Regions from separate parts of the Homo sapiens genome. Here region 1 is linked to region 2. Evidence: read pairs that join two places in POLR2A ChIA-PET (ENCODE). Cell type or tissue: OCI-LY7. All regions are shown on one strand. Each heading gives the region's core, and the rest is flanking DNA. Links, peaks and the distances in the headings are about the cores only.

The links. Peaks named below come from ENCODE experiments on the same cell type or tissue, not always from the same donor. Only the 100,000 strongest peaks of a DNase experiment are listed, where the experiment ranks them.
Region 1: POLR2A ChIA-PET joins it to region 2 with 8 read pairs; 5 of 35 experiments call an interaction of 5 or more read pairs at or near these places.

The regions. Positions count from the first base shown.
Region 1 is chr19:8,550,576-8,554,829 of GRCh38, forward strand. It overlaps MYO1F (myosin IF), which reads right to left. Exons shown (of 28, transcript NM_012335.4): 3 at 4,079-4,168; 4 at 3,902-3,996; 5 at 2,775-2,862; 6 at 2,564-2,653; 7 at 1,458-1,589; 8 at 1,165-1,299; 9 at 1-119. Among named protein-coding and RNA genes, the nearest start is that of MYO1F, 25 kb to the right of the region's middle. RefSeq lists a silencer at 2,276-2,476. In OCI-LY7, for the core only: no CTCF peak of the experiment used is centred there; a DNase peak (open chromatin) is centred at 2,376.
Region 2 is chr19:8,633,199-8,637,707 of GRCh38, forward strand. NFILZ (NFIL3 like basic leucine zipper) reads left to right here. Exons shown (of 6, transcript NM_001378600.1): 3 at 2,452-2,548. Among named protein-coding and RNA genes, the nearest start is that of NFILZ, 4.8 kb to the left of the region's middle. In OCI-LY7, for the core only: no CTCF peak of the experiment used is centred there; no DNase peak of the experiment used is centred there.

The DNA.
Region 1 (4,254 bases), core at 1-4,000, 83 kb before region 2:
ACTCGGGCGTAATTCCCGTCTTCACAGAAACTGATGTTCCCCAGGTGCAAGATCCCCGCCACGAGCTGCAGGACCAGCTGCTGGATGCTGGGCGGGATCCCAATAACCTGCATAGCACTCTGTGGTACAACGGGGGCAGAAACTGTGCCGTGAATCCTGGCCTCCAACCTGCCTCCAGGGGCAGGCTTGAGGGACCACAGCACGGACTCAGGGAGTGAGCACCCTTGGGTCCCTGTCCTACCCCTTTCAGTCACTTGCCGCGTGACCTTGGGTAAGTGCCTGCACCTCTCTGGGCTTTGTTTTTTATTATATTTTTTATTTTTGAGACAGAGTCTCCCTCTGTTGCCCAGGCTGGAGTGCAGTGGTATGATCTTGGCTCACTGCAACCTCCTCATCCCAGGTTCAAGCGATTTTCCTGCCTCCGCCTCCCGAGTAGCTGGGATTACAGGCGTGAGCGTCGTGTCCGGACTGGGCTTTGGTTTCCTATTTTTTTTTTTTTAGAGTCTCACTCTTTCACCCAGGCGGGAGTGCAGCGGCGCTATCTTGGCTCACTGCAACCTCCACCTCCCGGGTTTAAGCGATTCTCCTGCCTCAGCCTCCCTAGTAGCTGGGACTACAGGCGCATGGCATCATACCCGGCTAATCTTTGTATTCTTAATAAAGATGGGGTTTCACTATGTTGGCCAGGCTGGTCTTGAACTCCTGACCTCAGGTGATCTACCTGCCTCGGCCTCCCAAAGTGCTGGGATTACAGGTGTGAGCCACCGTGCCTGGCCTTTTTTTTTTTTTTTTTTGAGATGTAGTCTCACTCTGTTGCCCAGGCTGGAGTGCAGTAGTGTGATCTCGGCTCACTGCAACTTCCACCTCCCGTTTTCAAGCAATTTTCCTGCCTCTGCCTCCCCAGTAGCTGGGATTACAGTCACACGCCACCACATCTGGCTAATTTTTGTATTTTAAGTAGAGACGGGGTTTAACCACGTTGGCCAGGCCGGTCTTAAACTCCTGACCTTAAGTGATCTACCTGCCTCGGCCTCCCAAAGTGCTGGGATTACAGGCTTGAGCCACATGCCTGGCCTGGGCTTCGGTTTCCTAATTTGTAACTCAGGAGGGTTTCTGGGGCTGAGGTCTGCCTGGCCGGGGACTGGAGTAGAGGCCGGTGCTCACCAGAGTCTCACCAAAGTCGCTTCTGTCGTCCGTGCCGTCCACCTGGTAGGTGTCCGATTGGTTGAGGTAGTAATAGTAGTCCGGTGTCATGAGGCCCAGGTTCTGCCTTTGCTCCTGGGAGGCCCCTTCCAGCAGCTGGAGGGTGTGCCATGTTCATGCATCTGGTGCTTGCCTGGCTCAGCCCCTGTGATCCCTCATCTGCCCTGCCATGCCCCCCTAGGTGTTTACCTTCCCATTGTCCACCCCGCTGGGCTCCAGGTGGTGCTCCCTCTCCCCCGGCCCCTTCCCTGCACCTGGTAGTAGATGTGGAAGTTCCTCTCATTTTCATTTTGCATGACCACGCGGGACTTCTCCAGCAAGAAGTTGGAGATCTTGCCCCCATCTGGCTCCCCACCTCGGCTGAACTGGATCTCAAAGTACTTGCCCTGAATCCGAGAGAACCATGTCAGCACCCCAGTGTCCTGGGGTGCAGGTGGGGGAAGGGTTGGGGATGGGTCTTATGAGCCTTGCCTCTCTTCCCTTCTTCCTTTTTTTTTTGAGACAGAATCTGACTCTGTTGCTCAGGCTGGGATTCAGTGGCGCAATGTCGGCTCACTGCAACGTCCACCTCCTGGGTTCAAGTGATTCTCCTGCCTTAGCCTCCTGAGTAGCTGGGACTACAGGCACCCGCCACCATGCCCAGCTAATTTTTGTATTTTTGGCAGAGCTAATTTTTGTATTTTTCATCATGTTGGCCAGGCTGGTCTTGAACTCCAGACCTCAAGTGATCCGCCTGTCTCAGCCTCCCAAAGTGCTGGGATTTCAGATGTGAGCCCCCACACCCAGCCCAAGGGTATGGAATTTATTAAACCATGTCCATGTGCAGGTGTAATACTGAAGTCTATGAGATGGATATTAACATCGTCACCATTTTATGGATGAGCAAACAGAGGAAACTCAGGAAGTTGCATAGATTTTTTTCCCCCCCAGGCTACACAGCTCACAGTGATAGAATCAAACCCTGAATCCATATCTGTTTACCTATCCTGACTTTCACTGGGCCCAGCGCAGCACCCACACAAAGAACGAGTCCCAGAACTATTGTCGAAAGAAGGAATGGATGAGGGAATAAATTGGACCTGAAATGTGAATGGGAACAATGTAGCATGGCTGCAGCCGGGGGAGCATTTAAGAATGTTACACAGGGGTGTCATGGCCTCCACAGTTCTGCCAATGGGGGACTCTCTTTTGAAAGGGACCATGAGCAGGAAGTGAGTCTCCCCTTCAGGAGTAGGTATTTCCTGCTGGGTTTTCAATGGACTCTTGTCTTGGCAATACGGGTGTGTGTATGTGTGGGTGTGTGTGTAGAAAGGTCAGCACGGAGGGAGCAGCTGCTCCAAGCAGGTCTGCAGAGACTTACAAAGCGGCTGGAATTGTTGTTGCGCACAGTCTTGGCGTTGCCGAAGGCCTCGAGCAGCGGGTTGGACTGCAGGATGATATCTTTGACGTGCTGGGGCAGAGGCAGGTGGAGTGGGAAGAAGTCAGACTGAGGCAGGAGTGCAGATGGGTGGGGCTGCACTACCATGCAGGTGAGGGCGACCCAGCTTATCCTTCTGTTTTCCTCGTCTCACCTGGACCTTCTCGCCTCCGCCAGACACCTTGGAGATGTAGCCCATGATATATTTGGCTGCCACTGTCTTCCCAGCTCCACTCTCTCCACTGGGGATGAATGGAGGAATAAATGATCAGTGGTTGGGGAAGAGCCCTTTTTAGTGCCTGACCATTCATTCATTGAGCACCTACTGTGTGCCTGCCAGTATTCCGGGTACTGGGGATACTGTAATGAACAAGACAGATAAAATCTCTGCTCTCAGCCGGGCATGGTGGCTCCTGCCTGTAATCCCAGCACTTTGGGAGCCTGAGGAGGGCGGATCACTTGAGGTCAAAAGTTAGAGACCAGCCTGGCCAACATGGTGAAACCCAGTCTCTACTAAAATACAAAAATTAGCCGGACATGGTGGTGGGCGCCTGTAATCCCGGCCACTCAGGAGGCTGAGGCAGGAGAATTGCTTGAACCTGGGAGGCAGAGGTTGCAGTGAGCTGAGGTTGTGCCACTGCACTCCAGCCTGGGTGACAGACTGAGACTCTGTCACACACACACACACACACACACACACTCTCTCTCTCTCTCTCTCTCTCTCTCTCGCTCTCTTTCTCTCTCTCTGCTCTCATAGAGCTGGCATCGATTGATTGACTGAGATGGGGTCTCACTCTGTTGCCCAGGCTGGAGTGCAGTGGTGTGATCATAGCACCTGTTCCTGCCTGGAACTCCTGGGCTCAAGCAATCCTCCCTCCTCAGCCTCTTGAGTAGCTGGGGACTACAGGCGTGCACCACCGTGTCCGGCTAATTATTATCTATACAGAGACAGGATGTTGCCATATTGCCCAGGCTGGTCTTGAACTCCTAGCCTCAAGAGATCCTCTCGCCTTGGCCTCCCAAAGTGCCAGGATTACAAGCATGAGCCACTACACCTGGCCTGAGGTGACATTTAGAGGGGACAGACAGACAATAGCAGAATGAATCAATAAAATACATCGTGAGTCAGATGGTGACAAGGAAAATAAAACAGAGTGAGGGCAGAGAGGGACAGCAGGGCAATGTTCAGATTGGGAGTTTCAGGCAAACCTCCCTGGGGGTGGTGATGTTTCAGCAGGGGCCCGGGCAGCAGGGTCTGTGGCCCCCCAACTCTGTCCATACCTAATGATGACACACTGGTTCTCACAGTCGATAAGCATGTTCCGGTACATGTTGTCCGTGAGGGCGTAGATGTGCGGGGGATTCTCATACTGGGCCTGGCAGGGGAGGTCAGGTCTCAGCCCAGGGCTGGGGGCCAGGAGTCTGGGGGCTGTGCCTCCCACCCAGCCCCAGCCTCACCGCGCCCTGATAGAGGTCGATCTCACGGTCGGTGAAGTAGGGCATCTGCTTGAAGGGGTTTACAGAGATGAGCACAGAGCCGATGTAGGTCTGAGGGATGGTTAAGGGTCGTGTGGTGTCCTGGTAGGTTTTGTCCTCCCTGTCCCCTCATCCTGCCCCCACCCAGGGCTTCCTAA
Region 2 (4,509 bases), core at 227-4,226:
TTCAGTCGAGACGGGGTTTTACCGTGTTGGCCAGACTGGTCTTGGATTCCTGACCTAAGGCGATGCACCCACCTCGGCCTCCCAAAGTGCTGGGATTATAGGTGGAAGCCAACGCGCCCGGCCTCCTTTACTTCCTTAATAAGCTTGCTTTCACTTTACTCCGTGGACTCTCCCTGAAATCTTTCTTGCGGGGGACCTAAGAACCCTCTTTTGGGGTCTGGATCGGGACCCTTTTCCAGTAAAAGTTGGTGTTATTGGCAGTGAGGTAGGGAAGCTGCGGCTAAGCTGAGGCTGCACAGGGAAGGTGTCTTGACCTTGAACTTGACACCTTGACCTTGGACCCTTGCCTAGGCTCTGAGGGCCAGCTCCTTTCCCTCTCTCTACCTTCCCCCACCTCTGGCTCTTGGAAGTGCACCTGCAGCTGCTGTGGGAGGAGCCCTCCAGCCGCCCTGAGGATGGTTTCCTGCCTCCCTTCCTGCCCCCTCTGAAGACCAACTTAGCTATGCCCAACTCAGCTCTTGTCCTGGGACAAGGCCCCCTGCCTCCTGGTCAAGGGAGCAGGGTCCTGGGGAGGGAGAGACAGATGTCGAGGCTGGACAGGAGGTTGTGGAAGGGGAGGAAGTGGATTTGGGAGTATAGCTTTCTTTCTTACTCAGTTATCATTAGTATAACTTTTCTCCCTTCCTTCCTTCCTTCCTTCCTTCCTTCCTTCCTTCCTTCCTTCCTTCCTTCCTTCCTTCCTTCCTTCCCTCCCTTCTTTCCTTCTCTCTCTCTCTTTTTTGCTTTCTTGCTTGCTTTCTTGTTTCCTTTTTTTTTTGAGATAGAGTCTTGCTCTGTCACCCAGGCTGCAGTACGGTGGCGCCATCTCGGCTCATTGCAACCTCCACCTGCCAGGTTCAAGCGATTCTCCTGCCTCAGCCTCCCAAGTAGCTGGGACTACAGGTGTGTGCTATCATGCCCAGCTGATTTTTGTATCTTTGGTAGAGAAGGGGTTTCACCATGTTGGCCAGGCTGGTCTTGAACCCCTGGCTTCAAGTGATCCACCCCCTTGGTCTCCCAAAGTGTTGGGATTACAGGCGTGAGCCACCCTGCCTGGCCTCTTTTTTTTTTCTTTTTGAGACAGGGTTTCACTCTGTTGCCCAGGCTGGATTGCAGTGGTGCAATCCAGCCTTGAATGTCTGGGCTCAAATGATTCTCCCACATCAGCCTCCTGAGTAGCTGGAACTATCGGCGCATGCCGTGACACCCAGCTAATTTTTATTTTTTGTAGAGATGGGATCTCTCTCAAATTCCTGGCCTCAAGTAATCCTCTTGCCTCAGCCTACCAAAATGCTGGGCCTTATTATTGTAATGTTTTTTCCTTTCATTTAAGTAAAAATTAAAGTGTAATTTACTGGCCAGGTGTGGTGGCACAGGCCTATAGTCCCAGCACTTTGGGAGGCTGAGGCGGGCGGATCGCTTGAGCTCAGGCATTGGAGATCAGTCTGGGCAACACAGTGAGACCTTGTCTCTACAAAAAACAAAACAGAAAATTAGCTGGGCATAGTGGTGTGCATTCGTAGTTCCAGCTAATTGGGAGGCTAAGGTGGGAGGATCACTTGAATCCGGGAAGTCGAGGCTGCATCAAGCCAAGATGGCCCCACTGCACTTTAGCCAAGACCCTATCACAAACAAACAAACAAACAAACAAACAAACAAACAAACAAAAAAACAAAAAAACCAGTGTAATTTACTGACAGTGAAACCCATACATATTAGTATACGATTCTGTGATATTTGACAAACCACACAACCCTATAACCACAACCTCAATAGAAATACAGAATACCGGCCAGGCCTGGTGGCTCACACTTGTAATCCTAGCACTTTGGGAGGCTGAGGCGGGTGGATCACTTGAGGTCAGGAGTTCAAGACCAGCCTGGCCAACATAGTGACTCTCTGTCTCTACTAAAAATACAAAAATTAGCCGGGCATGGTGGTGGGCACCTGTAATCCCAGCTACTCAGGAGGCTGAGGCAGGAGAATCGCTTGAACCTGGGAGGCGGAGGTTGCAGTGAGCCGAGATCATACCACTGCACCTCAGCCTGGGCAACAGAGCAAGACTCCATCTCAAAAAAAAAAAAATTAAAAAAAAAAAAAAAGAAATACAGAATACCTTTTTCCCTCCCAATTCCTGCAATTCCTGCGTGCCCCTCTGGAGTCAATTTCTCTCCCTCAGTCCCAGCCCCTGGCCCCTGCTGACTTCCTCTCTGTTGCTATATTTCTGCCTTTTCCCAGGATATTATGTCAATGGAATCGTACCATAGGCAGCTTTTGGCGCATACTTCTTCCAGGCAGCAGAATGCATTTGAGGCTTATTCACGTTGTTGGGTGTAGCATTTTTTGTTTCTTTTACTGTTGAGGAGTCCCTGGTATGGATGTGTCACCATGCATCCATTCATTTGTTGACAGACACGTGAGTTGTTTCCAGTTTTGGTGACGAATGCCCAAATTCATAGGCGATGATAAATAATGTGCCAGACGTTGATGTGCAAGTTTTGGTGTGAGGGTAAGTTTCCATTTCTCTACGGTGAATACCTATGAGTCCTTATTCTCTCTCTCTGTCTCTGACTTTCTCTTTCTCTCTTTATTTATTTGTTTATTTATTTTTATTTATTAGACAGGGTCTTGCTCTGTCACCCAAACTGGAGTGCAATGGTGCAGTCTTGGCTCATTGCCACCTCTGCCTCCTGGGCTCAAGCTATTTTCCTGTCTCAGCCTCCAGAGTAGCTGGAATTACAGGTGCGCACCACCACACCCAGCTGATTTTTGTATTTTTAGTAGAGAGGGGGTTTCACCGTATTGCCCAGGCTGGTGTTGAACTCCTGGCCTCAAGTGTTCTACCCGGCTCATCCTCCCAAAGTACTGGTATTACAGGCATGAGCCACCACACCCAGCCAAAACCAGCCTTTTAAAAAAATTTTATTTTCGGCTGGGCGCGGTGGCTCATGCCTGTAATCTCAGCACTTTGGGAGGCCGAGGCGGGTGAATCACGGGGTCAGGAGTTCGAGACCAGCCTGACCAACATGGTGAAACCCCGTCTCTACTAAAAATACAAAAATTAACTGGGCATGGTGGCACACGCCTGTAGTCCCAGCTACTTGGGAGGCTGAGGCAGGAGAAATGCTTGAACCTGGGAGGCGGAGGTTGCAGTGAGCCGAGATTGCGCCATTGCACTCCAGCCTGGGCAACACAGCGAGACTCCATCTTTTTTTTTTTTTTTTTGAAACAGAGTCTTGCTCTGTCGCCCAGGCTGGAGTTCAATGGCGCCATCTCGGCTCACCGCAACCTCTGCCTCCTGGGTTCAAGCAATTCTCCTCCCTTAGCCTCCTGAGTAGCTAGGATTACAGGCATGCACCATCATGCCCAGCTATGTTTTTTTTTTTAATTTTTATTTTTAGTAGAGACGGGGTTTCACCATGTTGGTGAGGCTGGCCTTGAACTCCCGACCTCAGGTGATCAGCTTGCCTTGGCCTCCCAAAGTGCTGGGATTACAGGCGTGAGCCACCATGCTTGGCTAATTTTTGTATTTTTAATAGAGGTGAGGTTTCACCCTTTTGCCCAGGCTGGCCTCGAACTCCTGACCACAAGTGATCCGCCCACCTTGGCCTCCCAAAGTTTTGGGATTACAGGCATTAGCCATTGCGCCTGGCCTATATGGAGGCTTTTGTATGGAGAGACAGGACACTGGTCCCCTGGATACTGGAGGGGGACAGTCAGGGATAGAGCTGGGGCCAAGGGGAAGATATAGAAGTGCGAATCAGGTGAGGTATAGGACAGGGTGCCTGGAGGGGAGGCCAGAATCTTCATTCTAACCAAATCCTTGCCTAGTTTTTAAAAAAATGGGCAAGGCTGAATGTGGTGGCTCATACCTGTAGTCCCAGTACTTTAAGAGGCCAAGGCAGAAGGATCACTTGAGCCCAGGAGTTCGAGGCTGCAGTGAGCTAGGACTGTGCACTCCAGCCGGGTGTGATGACGCACACATATAATCTCAGCTCTCAGAAGGCTGAAGCAGGAGAGTCACTTGAATCCAGGAGGCAGAGATTGTAGTGAGCTGAGATCACACCACTGCACTCCAGCCTGGGCAATAGAAAAAAAACCAAAACCAAACCAAAACAAAACCTTAAACACAAAGTTACCATAGAACTCAGCAACTCCTGAGGTCAGGAGTTCGAGACCAGCCTGACCAACATGGTGAAGCCCCTTCTCTACTAAAAATACAAAAATTAGCAGGGAATGGCGGTGCATACTTGTAGTCCCAGCTACTTGGGAGGCTGAGGCAGGAGAATAGCTTGAACTGGGGAGGTGGAGGTTGCAGTGACCCGAGATTGCACCACTGCTCTCCAGCCTAGGCGACAGAGTGAGACTCCATCTCAAAAAAAAAAAAGGCCGAGTGCAGTGGCTCACGCCTGTAATTCCAGCACTTTGGGAGGCTGAGGCATGTGGATCACCTGAGGTCAGGAGTTTGAG